Regions from separate parts of the Homo sapiens genome. Here region 1 is linked to region 2. Evidence: chromatin contacts called from ENCODE Hi-C or POLR2A ChIA-PET data. All regions are on one chromosome and are shown on one strand. Each heading gives the region's core, a stretch centred on a gene start or an enhancer-like site at or near the end of the contact. The rest is flanking DNA. Distances are from core to core; before and after follow the strand shown. Region 1 holds the start of DUS3L (dihydrouridine synthase 3 like). Region 2 overlaps STAP2 (signal transducing adaptor family member 2).

The links. A loop is a pair of places that touch in the nucleus more often than their neighbours do. ChIA-PET counts read pairs that join two places held with the same protein, here RNA polymerase II (POLR2A). Pooled maps may share reads with other maps.
Region 1: a map with no recorded cell type shows a loop between it and region 2 (16-fold over the local background). The contact joins the promoter of DUS3L here to the enhancer-like site in region 2. A Hi-C loop is called at or near these places in 1 of 37 single-sample maps with no recorded cell type and 4 of 50 pooled maps. POLR2A ChIA-PET finds 5 or more read pairs at or near these places in 1 of 52 experiments (activated T-cell).

What each region holds. Positions count from the first base shown.
Region 1 is chr19:5,788,884-5,795,476 of GRCh38, reverse strand. DUS3L (dihydrouridine synthase 3 like) reads left to right here and starts at 4,314. Exons shown (of 13, transcript NM_020175.3): 1 at 4,314-4,433; 2 at 5,142-5,430; 3 at 5,758-6,270. The coding sequence starts at 4,336. RefSeq lists an enhancer at 4,132-4,591.
Region 2 is chr19:4,324,545-4,330,345 of GRCh38, reverse strand. STAP2 (signal transducing adaptor family member 2) reads left to right here. Exons shown (of 13, transcript NM_001013841.2): 5 at 285-385; 6 at 1,537-1,671; 7 at 2,961-3,030; 8 at 3,120-3,222; 9 at 3,339-3,404; 10 at 4,801-4,950; 11 at 5,038-5,130. Among named protein-coding and RNA genes, the nearest start is that of STAP2, 11 kb to the left of the region's middle. RefSeq lists a silencer at 1,617-1,866 and an enhancer at 2,836-3,817. Within about 2 kb of position 2,670, at least 7 of the 41 ENCODE cell types and tissues checked have a DNase peak (open chromatin) inside an H3K27ac peak, as active enhancers do.

The DNA of each region.
Region 1 (6,593 bases), core at 3,065-5,564, 1.5 Mb before region 2:
GTTTCTGCCATCTGACAATTGTCTCCTCAAAGCTGTCTGGGGTAGTAGTGACATGATAAGAAAGAAAAGTGGGAGAACCTCAGAGGGGAACGGAAAGGCACCCCTGGAGGGAGGAGTACCCATCCCTGGATGGTGGACAAGCCCAGCTGGACAAGAAGTCTCACCCCGGCCAGGCGCGGTGACTCACACCTGTAATCCCAGCACTTTGGGAGGCCAAGATGGGTGGATTGCCTGAGGTCAGGAGTTCGAGACCAGCCTGGCCAATATGGTGAAACCCCATCTCTACTAAAAATACAAAATTAGCCAGGCATGGTGGCGGGTGCCTGTAATCCCAGCTACTCAGGAGGCGGAGGCAGGAGAATGGCTTGAACCCAGGAGGCGGAGGTCGCAGTGAGCTGAGATCGTGCCATTGCACTCTAGCCTGGGCAACAAGAGCGAGACTTAATCTCAAAAAAAAAAAAAAAAGTCTCACCCTGACTGCTTTGGTTTCTTCTGGTTTTATTGATTTATTTTTAATTTTTATTATGTGTATATATATATTTTTTTGAGACGGGAGCTCACTCTGTTGTCCAAGCTGGAGTGGAGTGGCACGATCTCAGCTCACTGCAACCTCCGCCTCCCGGGTTCAAGTGATTCTCATGCCTCAGCCTCTCCAGTAGCTGGGATTACAAGCACCTGCCACCACACCCGGCTAATTTTTGTGTATTGTTAGTAGAGACAGGGTTTCAACATGTTGCCCAGGCTGGTCTTGAACTCCTGACCTCAAGTGACTCAACCGCTTCGGTTTCCCAAAGTACTGGGATTACATAAGCCACCACACCTAGCCATTTATTTATTTATTTTTAGAGACAGGGTCTCACTTTGTTGCCCAGGCTGGAGTGCAGTGGCACAATCGTAGCTCACTGCAGCATCGACCTTCCAGGCTCAAGCAATCCTGCCTCAGCCTCCCAAGTAGCTAGATCCACAGGTGCATGCCACCTTGCCCAGCTAGTTTTTCCATTTTTTTTGCAGAGAAGGGGTCTCCTCTCTAAGTGGCCAAGGCTGCTGGTCTGGAACTGCTGGCCTCAAGCGATCCTCCTGTCTCCAAAGGGCTAGGATTACAGCATTAAGCCAAGGTGCCCGGCCTTTTGCACTTTTAGATTCCCGGGTTCCACCGTTTTATTCCCAGGTTGTCCTACAGAGGGCAGCCAAGGCCAGAGATGGAAGACAAACTGCCCGCTCTCCCCTCAACTTTCTCCCAGGTCCTGTAAAAGCAGGTTCCAAGCCTGTTGTGGCCTCGGGCAAATCCCTTCCCTCTTTGGGCCTCAGTTTCCCCATCTGTTTTTGTTTCTTTTTTTTTTTTTTTTTTTGAGACAGAGTCTCTCTCTGTCACCAGGCTGGAGTGCAGTCGCGCGATCTTGGCTCACTGCAAGCTCCACCTCCCATGTTCAAGCGATTCTCCTGCCTCAGCCTCACAAGTAGCTGGGATTACAGGCGTGTGCCACCACACCCAGCTAATTTTTGTATTTTTAGTAGAGACGGGGTTTCACCATGTTGGCCAGGCTGGTCTCGATCTCTTGACCTCGTGATCCGCCCGCCTCGCCCTCCAAAAGTGCTGGGATTACAGGCGTGAGCCACCGCGCCCAGCCTAAGGGAGATACTTTTATCTGGCCCATTTTATTGATGAGGTGACTGGGGTATGAGGGGGCTAAATGAGATGCCCAATGTTTCCAGCTGGTAAGTGGAGGGGCGGGGATTCAAACTTGGCTGAGTCCAGAACCCTGAATTTCCTGTGCACACCAAAGCTTCTCCAGGAATAGGGAGTTTTAGGGGGCACAGCAGGGCTTGGTGGGGACGCTGGGAAATGCTGAGTAGATCCAGCTTTCCTTGGCGCACAGCCTTCCGTGGCTCTCATTTCACTCACGTAGAAGAAGACCAAGTCCTTCTCAAAGTGCACTGGGTCCTGCAAAACCTGCACCTTTTCACCTCCCTCCCCTGGCCTCCTCCTTCTGTCCTCCTTGGACTCTCTGCTCCAACCACATGGGCCTCCTCAATGTTCCTCCAACATGCCAGGACGTTTCCTCCTGCCTCAGGGCCTTTGCACTGGCTGTTGCCTCCACCTGGGACACTTTTCCCTCTGATATCCCTACAACTCTCTCCCACAGCTCTTCCAAATACTCTCAAACATGACCTTCCCCAGGAAGCCTTCCCTTGCCAGCCTGTTAACAACTGCAACTGCAGCAGTGAGCTATAATTGCGCCACTGTACTCCAGCCTGGGCAACAGAGCAAGATTCTGTCTCAAAAAATAAATAAATAAGTCTATTTTTAAAAATAAATAAGTAAATAAATAAATTTAAATAAATAAATAAACTCTGTCTCTCAAAAACAATTAAAATGTGGCTGGGTGCGGTGACTCACACTCAAGGCAGGTGGATCACTTGAGGCCAGGAGTTTAAGACCAGCCTGGCCAACATGATGAAACCCCATCTGTACTAAAAATACAAAATTTAGCCAGGCATAGTAGTGGGCGTCTGTAATCCCAGCTACCTGGGAGGCAGAGAAAGGAGAATCGCTTGAACCGGAAAGGTGGAGGTTGCAGTGAGCCGAGATCGCGCCACTGCACTGCAGCCTGGGTGACAGAGCGAGACTTCCTCTTAAAAAAAAAAAAAAGAAAAAAATTCCAACAGCCAAGGGTGGCATTCCCAATCCACCTTACTGCTTTATTACCTACTCACTTACGGTTTAATTTACTTATGTACAGTTGACCCGCGAACAACGCGGGTTTGAATTGCATCCATCCACTTATAAGTGGCCTTCGAAAAATAAAATACAGTTGGCCATCCGTATCCGCGGGTTCTTTAACCCCTACCAAATGCGGAGGCAGGATGGGAAACCTGCGGATACAAAGGGCGGATTTTTCCTATACAGGGATTCTGTTGGGCAACTGGGGGACGAGTATACGCGGATTTTGGTATATGCGGTCTTGGAACCAATCTCCAAAATTCCGAGGAGTATTATGTTTTTCGTCTGTGTTTCCGACTCCCAAGTTAGCTCTTAAAGGTAATGATTTCTCCGTTTTGTTTACTACCACGCCCCCAGCATCTAGCACAGCATCTGGCATACAGATGCTCAACTAATTATTTGTTGAAACTAATGTCCTGCATAAAAGTAGTGTAATTTACTTTTTTTTTTTTTTTTTGAGATGGAGTCTTGCTCTGTCGCCCAGGCTGGAGTGAAACGGCCGATCTCGGCTCACCGTAACCTCCGCCTCCCAGGTTCAAGCGATTCTCCTGCGTCAGCCTCCTGAGTAGCTGGGATTACAGGCGCCCATCACCATGCCTGGCTAATTTTTGTATTTTTAGTAGAGACGGGGTTTCGCCATGTTGGCCAGGCTGGTCTCGAACTCCTGACGTGCCCACCTCGGCCTCCCAAAGTGCTGGGATTACAGGCGTGAGCCACCACACCCGGCCTTATTTATTTATTTATTTAGAGACAGTCTCGCTCTGTCCCTCAGGCTGGAGTGCAATGGCGTGATCTCAGCTCACTGCAACCTCCACCTCCCGGGTTCAAGCGATTCTCCTGCCTCAGCCTCCCAAGTAGCTGGGATTACAGGTATGTGCCACAACGCCCAGCTAATTTTTTATATTTTTAGTGGAGACGGGGTTTCACCATGTTGGCCAGGCTGGTCTCAAACTGCTGACCTCAAGTGATCCGCCCGCTTCGGCTTCCCAAAGTGCTGGGATTACAGGCGTGAGCCACCGCTCCCGACCCCTAATTTACATTTTTAAAAACCCTAGCAGGGGCCGGGAACCATGGCTCACGCCTGTAATCCCAATGCTTGGGAGGCCAAAGTGGGAGAATCGCTTGAGCCCAAGAGTTCAAGATCAGCCTGGGCAACCTGGCAAGACCTCGTCTCTACAAAAAATTTAAAAATTATCCAGGCCTATTGGTGCATGTCTGTAGACGCAGCTACTTGGGAGGCTGAGGTGGGAGGATAGCTTGAGCCCAGGACGAGGCTGCGGTGAGTCGTGATCGTACCGCTGCACTCCAGCCTGGGCGACAGAACGAAACCGTTTCAACAGAACAACAAAGACAAAAACCTCCAAAACACCCTAACAGTTAAATTTCCTCAGTCCAGAAGCTGATTGCAGTCCAGTTCGCAATTGGCCAGGCTCTAGTTTATATAGGACCTGAGGCTCCACCCATGTGCAGGCACCGCCCCCGTGGCGTCACGAGCGAGCAATGGCGTCATTGGAACGACATGAGCATGCGCACTTCCCCAGCACAATCAGGGAAGACACGCGTGACCCGGAAGGTCTTCCCGCCACACTCCAGAGCGGATGTGAGGGGCGCCGATGGCGGAGGGAACGGCGGAGGCTCCTCTAGAGAATGGTGGTGGTGGCGACTCGGGAGCCGGAGCTTTGGAACGAGGAGTGGCGCCCATTAAGCGTCAGTGAGTCGCCGGGGCAGGAGGGAAGCTGAAGGGCCTTTTCCGGCACCCATAGCGCGGTCCGAGCTGTGCATGCCGGGAGATTAGGCAGCGGCTGAGGGCGAGAAGCCACCGGCTCTTCATTCCGGGCCGTTCTTCCGCCTGCAGGGTGGTCAGCGGAGGTACCTGAGATCGTGCACGTTGGGGCCTGTCACATGCGCGAAGGACACCACGTGCATGCTAGGGCAGGTGGGATTTGAGGCCAGGCCCGCGCTGCATACTGGGGATTGTAGTCCCTGCATATGGACGTACGGCGCATGTGCTCTGCCAGCGGCCGTTACTGGCGGGTCTTGGGGTTGAAGCGAGTGCCGCGGGGCGTGCTGGGGCCTGCGGTGTTTGAAGGGCCGAAAGGCGTGCTGGGAAATGTGGTGGCTTAGACTCCGCTTCAAGGCATGCTGGGAATTGTAGTTTTTCGCAGCCTAACGTGCGCAGGGACGTTCTTGACTGAACCTGATAATAGTTTCGCGCAACACTTTGGACAGTGAGGACCCAGGGACAAAATAGGTCTTTTTTGAGGCCGTGAGGGGCTCCCAGGCTGGGAGCTGGCTGGTTCTTAAGTAGTGAGCTCCCCATCAGCAGAAGGATTTAAGGACGTGCAAGTGTTTCTAGCCTCCTTTCCCCAGTGTTTATTGACTATGTTCGGAGGGTTTTCCTTTCCCTTTCTGTCGGCAGATACCTCACCACCAAGGAGCAGTTTCACCAATTCCTGGAAGCCAAAGGGCAGGAGAAGACTTGCCGGGAAACCGAGGTAGGAGACCCTGCTGGCAATGAGCTGGCTGAGCCTGAGGCTAAGCGGATCCGACTGGAGGATGGACAGACGGCGGACGGGCAGACGGAGGAGGCAGCAGAGCCCGGGGAGCAGCTACAGACTCAGAAGAGGGCCCGGGGACAAAACAAGGGCCGGCCCCATGTGAAGCCCACGAACTACGACAAGAACAGGCTGTGTCCCTCCCTAATCCAGGCAAGTGCGGCCACGTGAGCATTCCTGCCGGGGCAGGCAGGAGCAGGGTGTGTTTCCTGGCAGCGGGTAATTGTTAGAAAGCTCCTGGGCCTTCAGCAACGAGCAGTGAGCTTGCTCTGATGCCATTCCGTCTTCATTCTCCTCGGGATACATTGTAGGGCTTGTCATTGTTCTCATTGTATAAATGGAGATGCAGAGGCACGGTGAGGTGCCTGACTTGCTCAGGGACACAAGAGCCAGGAGGGGTGATCTAGAGTTTGAACCCTGGCTGCTGGGCTGCCCCGGGGTCTCCCTGTCCTCCCTCACTGCTTCCCTGTTTCCTCGCAGGAGTCGGCTGCTAAGTGTTTCTTCGGTGATCGCTGCCGCTTTCTGCACGACGTGGGGCGCTACCTGGAGACCAAGCCGGCCGACCTGGGCCCCCGCTGCGTGCTCTTCGAGACCTTCGGCCGGTGCCCCTACGGCGTGACCTGCCGCTTCGCTGGGGCCCACCTGAGGCCCGAGGGACAGAACCTGGTGCAGGAGGAGTTGGCGGCCCGCGGGACCCAGCCCCCGTCCATCCGCAACGGCCTGGACAAAGCCCTGCAGCAGCAGCTGCGGAAGCGCGAGGTCCGCTTCGAGCGAGCTGAGCAGGCCCTGCGCCGGTTCAGCCAGGGCCCCACACCCGCTGCCGCTGTCCCCGAGGGCACGGCAGCCGAGGGCGCTCCCAGGCAGGAAAACTGTGGTGCCCAGCAGGTCCCCGCAGGGCCGGGCACTAGCACCCCTCCCAGCAGCCCCGTGCGGACCTGCGGGCCCCTGACGGATGAGGACGTGGTCAGGCTGCGGCCCTGTGAGAAGAAGCGGGTACGTGTTGAGGACAACGTCAGTAGCAGATCTGTCCATCTGGTGTGCGTCTATTAAATACCAGCTGTGTCCACGTTCCTGTTCTAGCTGCCTGGGAGTCAGAGGCTGTGTGCCTTGAGGGAGCTCCTGGCTGAGTCTCCCTCTCTGTGCTCTGTCCTGGGCCCAGCCCTCAGGAGGTGGGGACAGAAAGAGCTGGACAGGGCCGGGGGCGGTGGCTCACGCCTGTAATCCCAGCACTTTGGGAGGCTGAGGCAGGCAGATCATTTGAAGTCGGGAGTTCAAAACCAGCCTAGCCATCATGGTGAAACCCTATCTCTACTAAA
Region 2 (5,801 bases), core at 1,421-3,920:
TTTCGCCATGTTGCCCAGGTTGGTCTCGAACTCCTGACCTTAGGTGATCCGCCCGCCTCGGCCTCCCAAAGTGCTGGGATTACAGGCGTGAGCCACCGCGCCCGGCCCCAGCATCTACTCTCATGCAACACTCCTCTGCAACCCTCTCGAAGCCCTCTTTGCCCTCTAAGGTGTCAGAGTTCATTGCTCTGAGCTCTGGCCTCAATTTGCCACTCTGTGACTTGGGCACAGCCGTCCATTCCCGGCTGGCCAGGTGCAGTCACTGTCCCTCGATCGCCCCTCAGCTCCGTGTCCCGACCGACTTGACCCTGCTTCCTGGGCACCTATACATGATGTCTGAAGTCTTGGCCAAAGAGGAGGCGCGCCGTGCACTGGAGACACCCTCGTGAGTGTCCCGCCTGTCCCGAGGGGCTGCAGGATGGGGACGGGAGGTGGTTGTGTGGCTGAGGGTGGGCGGTGAGTTGGGTCCCCTGGAGTTGGGTCTTGGATTTTGCATGAGGACTGCCTTGGGGCTGGGGGTGGGGGAGGGGGAGGGGGAGTTATGGCCCATGCTGGGGAGGCAGGGCAGGATCTCCAGGAGCGGGTCTAGGGGCCTAGAGGACTGGTAAGGTCTTCAGTGGCGGGGCCTAGGCCTGAGGAGTAGGGACAGGGTCTGGGGGTGGTCAGTCTAGGTGTCTAGAAGGTGATGCTTCGTCTCCGGGGAGGAGTTATTTGTCGGAGAGGGTAACCGGGACCCTAGAGGCGGGGCCTGGATGGGGGGCGGAGCATCGTCTTTGTGGGCGGTTCTTGGTGATCAGGGAGGCGGGCAGGGCCTCCAGGGTAAGGTCTAGGTGTTTGGAGGGCGGGACAGGATCTCCAGGGGAGGCTCTAGGTGCCTACGAGGCAGGGCTGGGTCTCCCTAGGGGTTGGAGCTGCATCTCCGGGGCCAGAATTAAGAGCCTGGCTGGCCGCGGTGGCTCGCGCCTGTCATCTCAGCGTTTTGGGAGGTCGAGGCGGGAGGATTGCTTTTACCCAGTTCGAGACCCATCCTGGGCAACATAGCGAGACCCCATCTCTAAAGAAAAAAAAAACCAAAAAACCCGGCCAGATGCAGTGGCTCACGCCTGTAATCCCAGCACCTTGGGAAGCCGAGGCGGGCGGATCACCTGAGGTAGGGAGTTTGAGACCAGCCTGACCAACATGGAGAAATCCCGTCTCTACTAAAAATACAAAAATTAGCCGGGCCTGTGAGGAAGGGGAATCGCTTGAACCCGGGAGGCGGAGGTTGCGGTGAGCCGAGATAGCGCCATTGCACTCCAGCCTGGGCAACAAGAGCGAAACCCTGTCTCAAAAAAAAAACAAAAAACCCCACAAAAACTAGGAGCCTGGAAGGCCGGACTGGGTCTCCGTGGGAGGGGCCTGGGTCTGGAGAGCAGGGCAGGGTCTCCTGGGCCTAGGGGATGGGGATGGGGCTGGGTCTCAGAGGAGGCAGGGTTTACGTGCAGAAGAGCGGACTTGGTCTCCGGGGTCCCGAGTGGGTGACGCGGCCCGCCACAGGTGCTTCCTGAAGGTGAGCCGGCTGGAGGCACAACTGCTCCTGGAGCGCTACCCCGAGTGCGGGAACCTGCTGCTGCGGCCCAGCGGGGACGGCGCCGACGGCGTGTCGGTCACCACGCGGCAGATGCACAACGGGTGCGCATGCGCGTCTGGAGAGCCCTGGGTGGGAGGAGGGTGGGAAGAGGGTGGGCGCGGGGGCGTGGTCAGAAGCAGGGGCGGAGTCCGACCCGCTAGTGGGTAGGCCAGGGGACGGAGCCAGAGCCGAGACGGGCGTCTGGGGACGGAGTCAGAGCTGAGCTGGGCGGATTGGGGGAGGAGTCAGAGCTGAGGTGGGCGGATTGGGGGAGGAGTCAGAGCTGGGCTGGGCGGATTGGGGGAGGAGTCAGAGCTGGGCTGGGCGAGCTGGGGCGGGTGGAGTCAGAGCTGAGCAGAGTACACTGGTGGCGGAATCAGAGCTACGCTGGGCGTGTTGGGGCGGAGTCAGAGCTGGGGTGGGCGGGCTGGGGGAGGGGTGGAGTCAATGCTAGGCAGGGGAGCATGGGGGCGGAGTCAGAGCTGGGCAGGGAGGGCTGGGGGCGGGATCAGAGCTCCGGGGTCGTGGGATCCTGAGGCTGGCCTTGCCCCAGGTATGGGGTTAATGCCTAGGGAAGAAGGTAGAGCCCAGGCCGACTCCTTTGCAGGAAGAGCCAGGTCTTGGGTTAGGAGCTGGGACTCCCTGTAGGTGGAGTCAGACTCCTAGGTTAGGATCGGCCCCTCCGGAACGTCAGGTACGCAGGGGCCAGGTCTGGGCCACTGGAGGGGATGAAGTCAAATCCAGGGATGGGAATGGGCTCTTTGGGCAGCGTCAGGATCTACGGGGGGGAGTCATGGCCGTGATCCTTTTTGGAAGTTGAGTAGGGCTATGGAGGCGGAGCCAGCCCTGGGGGCGAAGTCAGAGCCTTATGCCAAATTCTCAAGCCCAGTCCAGGGTTGGGCAAGGCGATGTAGAAGGTAGAGTCGGTGCCTGGGGGTGGAGCCATTACAGGGGGCGGGGCCTACCTGGGGCGGGGTCTTTAGGGCCTGGTTCTCCCTAGGCGCGGTGCCAGAATTAGGGGCGGACCTTTCCTAGGGTGTTGTCAGTCTGGCCTGGTCCCTCGCTGGAGGTGGTGCCAAGACTAGAGGTGGGGTCTTCTGTGGGGGTGGGTCGGTCGGGCCTGGTCCCCGCTGGGAGCAGTGCTGGGATCGGGCAGTCAGTGCTCCGGGAGGTCAACGGGGCTTAGGTCCTTTATGGGGTGGAACCAGTCAGTGGCGGGGCCTTCTGTGGGGGCGGAGCCAGTATGGACCTGTTTCTATTGGAGGCGGAGCCTGGAGTTGGGGCGGGGCCTTCCCTGAGGGGCGGTGTGGGAGCCTGGGCTGAGCCACTCACTCGCTTTCTCCTGGTGCAGGACGCACGTGGTCCGGCATTACAAGGTGAAGCGGGAGGGCCCCAAGTACGTGATCGATGTGGAACAGCCGGTGAGCGTTGGGCCAGAGTCCCTAGAAGTGACTTTGTGGGGTCCGCGTCCCTTCTCCAGCAGCCTGACCGCTCCCCCATCTGCCCCCAGTTCTCTTGCACCTCCCTGGACGCCGTGGTCAACTATTTCGTGTCGCATACCAAAAAGGCGCTGGTGCCATTCCTGTTAGACGAGGACTACGAGAAGGTGCTAGGTGGGTGCCCCTTCGGGGAGTTCGGGGGCCCAGTGCTCACCTCTCCCGCCCCCGCTCGGACGGACCGGGCCGCCCCTGGCCGCCGCGCTTCCTCCAGGCCGCCCTCTCTGTTCCAGGCTACGTGGAAGCCGATAAGGAGAATGGCGAGAATGTGTGGGTGGCGCCCTCCGCTCCGGGCCCAGGTGACGCCCCCTTCCCGCGGGCCGAGGTGGGAGGGATCGAGGACCCCGCATTCAGCCACGCCCCCTCAGTCAGTTTGGTGGCTGCACCTCCTGCATCTGATGTTCCCAAAGTTGCAGGGACAGAAATGACTCAGACCCTGCCGTCAGGGTGTGTGTGTGGGGGAGGGGGCGGGGGTCCCAGCTTGGGACAGAGCTAAACACAGACACTCTCATCCTGTAGGGTTGAATTTGGGGTGGAGGAAAAACCTGGGCTCGGGGGAGGCGCCTAGAGTTCGGGAGAAGATGGGGGCAGAGCAGGGAAAGCTTCCCAGAAGAGTGGGTCTTTGCAGATGGTCCCAAAGGATCTCCTTAGGTAGAAATGGGCATTGAGGGGTCAGAGGGTACACCCGGACAAGCAGTAGCCCCACAGGGACCGAGAATCCGGGTGGGTGTTGGGAAAGAGGTGGAAATCGGTCCTGTTTATGGAGTGGGAAGAGGAGGCAGAGAACACACTAGAAAGGAATGTAGCGTGGGTTGTCTGGTCTTCCCTGGTCTGGGCGTATGCAAGGACCCCCAAGTGCCACATCCACACACACATTACACATGCATGATCCATGCAACTGTGGCCACCTGCCTAGCCAGAAGGTGACACACACTTGTGCGGGCACAACAGATCACACATGCATAAATACACGTGTGCCCCAATTCCAGTCACATACAAATGCTATGTAGCACAGATACACCTGTGTCATGCCACAATCACATGTGTACACATAAATGCAGATACGTCCGTGCACCGGCACAAACTCGGACACGTGTAGATACACGGGCAAAACGCACTCATGTAGACAAGGACTAAAGCAGCCACCTCAGCAGGCGTGCAGTCACACACGTATACACACCACAGGTGTGTGTGTACAAACGTTGCACTTTAACTTATCTAGATTCAATTAGTGTACACGTGTATGCCACACAAAGACTTTTTTTTTTTTTTGAGATGGAGTCTTGCTCTGTCACCCAGGCTGGAGTGCAGTGGCGCAATCTCGGCTCACTGCAACCTCTCCCTCCCAGGTTCAAGCGATTCTCCTGCCTCAGCCCCGAGTAGCTGCGATTACAGGAGCCTGCCACCACGCCAAGCTAATTTTTGTATTTTTAGTAGAGACGGGGTTTCACCATATTGGCCAGGCTGGTCTTGAACCCCTGACCTCAGGTGATCCGCCCACCCTGGCCTCCCAAAGTGCTGGGATTACAGGCGTGAGCCACCGCGCCCGGCCCAGACACAGACTTATACATGGGCACACACACAGACACACAGGGACACATGCCTGTCTCCAGGCATGCACACAGACCCCCCCGCCAACCTGCAAGGTGTCCCTGTATGACATGGGTCTTGACAGTGACCACGTTTCCCCATCAGGTCCTGCACCCTGCACAGGTGGCCCCAAGCCGCTGTCACCTGCGTCTAGCCAGGACAAGCTGCCCCCACTGCCCCCACTACCGAACCAGGAAGAGAACTACGTGACCCCCATTGGAGATGGCCCAGCTGTTGACTATGAGAACCAAGATGGTGGGTGGGGAACAGAGCTGCTGAGAGCTGGGGGTTGGGGAAACAGGTTAACAGCTGATGTGACACGTTACACTTTTGTCCACGCAGTGGCTTCCTCTAGTTGGCCAGTCATCCTGAAGCCAAAGAAGTTGCCAAAGCCTCCTGCCAAGCTTCCAAAGCCACCCGTTGGACCCAAGCCAGGTTGGGGTCCCCCCCATATCCCACCCTCACCTGATGGCAGGCCAGCCTCAGCCCTCATCTGACTTTTTTTTTTTTTTTTGAGACAGTCTCACTCTGTCGCCCAGGCTGGAGTGCAGTGGCACAACCTTGGCTCACTGCAAGCTCCGCCTCCTGGGTTCACGCCATTCTCCTGCCTCAGCCTCTCCAGTAGCTGGGACTACAGGTGCCCGCCACCATGCCCAGCTAATTTTTTTTTTTGTATTTTTAGTAGAGACGGGGTTTCACCATGTTAGCCAGGATGGTCTTGATCTCCTGACCTCGTGATCCGCCCACCTCGGCCTCCCAAAGTGCTGGGATTACAGGCGTGAGCCACCGCACCCAGCTCATCTGTCTTTATTGTTGTTTTTTGTTTTGAGATGGAGTCTCACTCTGTTGCCCAGGCAGTGGCGCGATCTCAGCTCACTGCAACCTCTGTCTGCCGGGTTCAAGTGATTCTCCTGCCTCAGCCTCCCAAGTAGCTGGGATTACAGGCACCTGCCACCACGTCCATCTAATTTTTGTATTTTTAGTAGAGAAGGGGTTTCACCATGTTGCCCAGGCTGGTCTCGAACTCCTGACCTCAAGTGATCCACCCACCTCAGCCTCCCAAAGTGCTGGGATTACCGGCGTGAGCCACCACACCTGGCCTCATC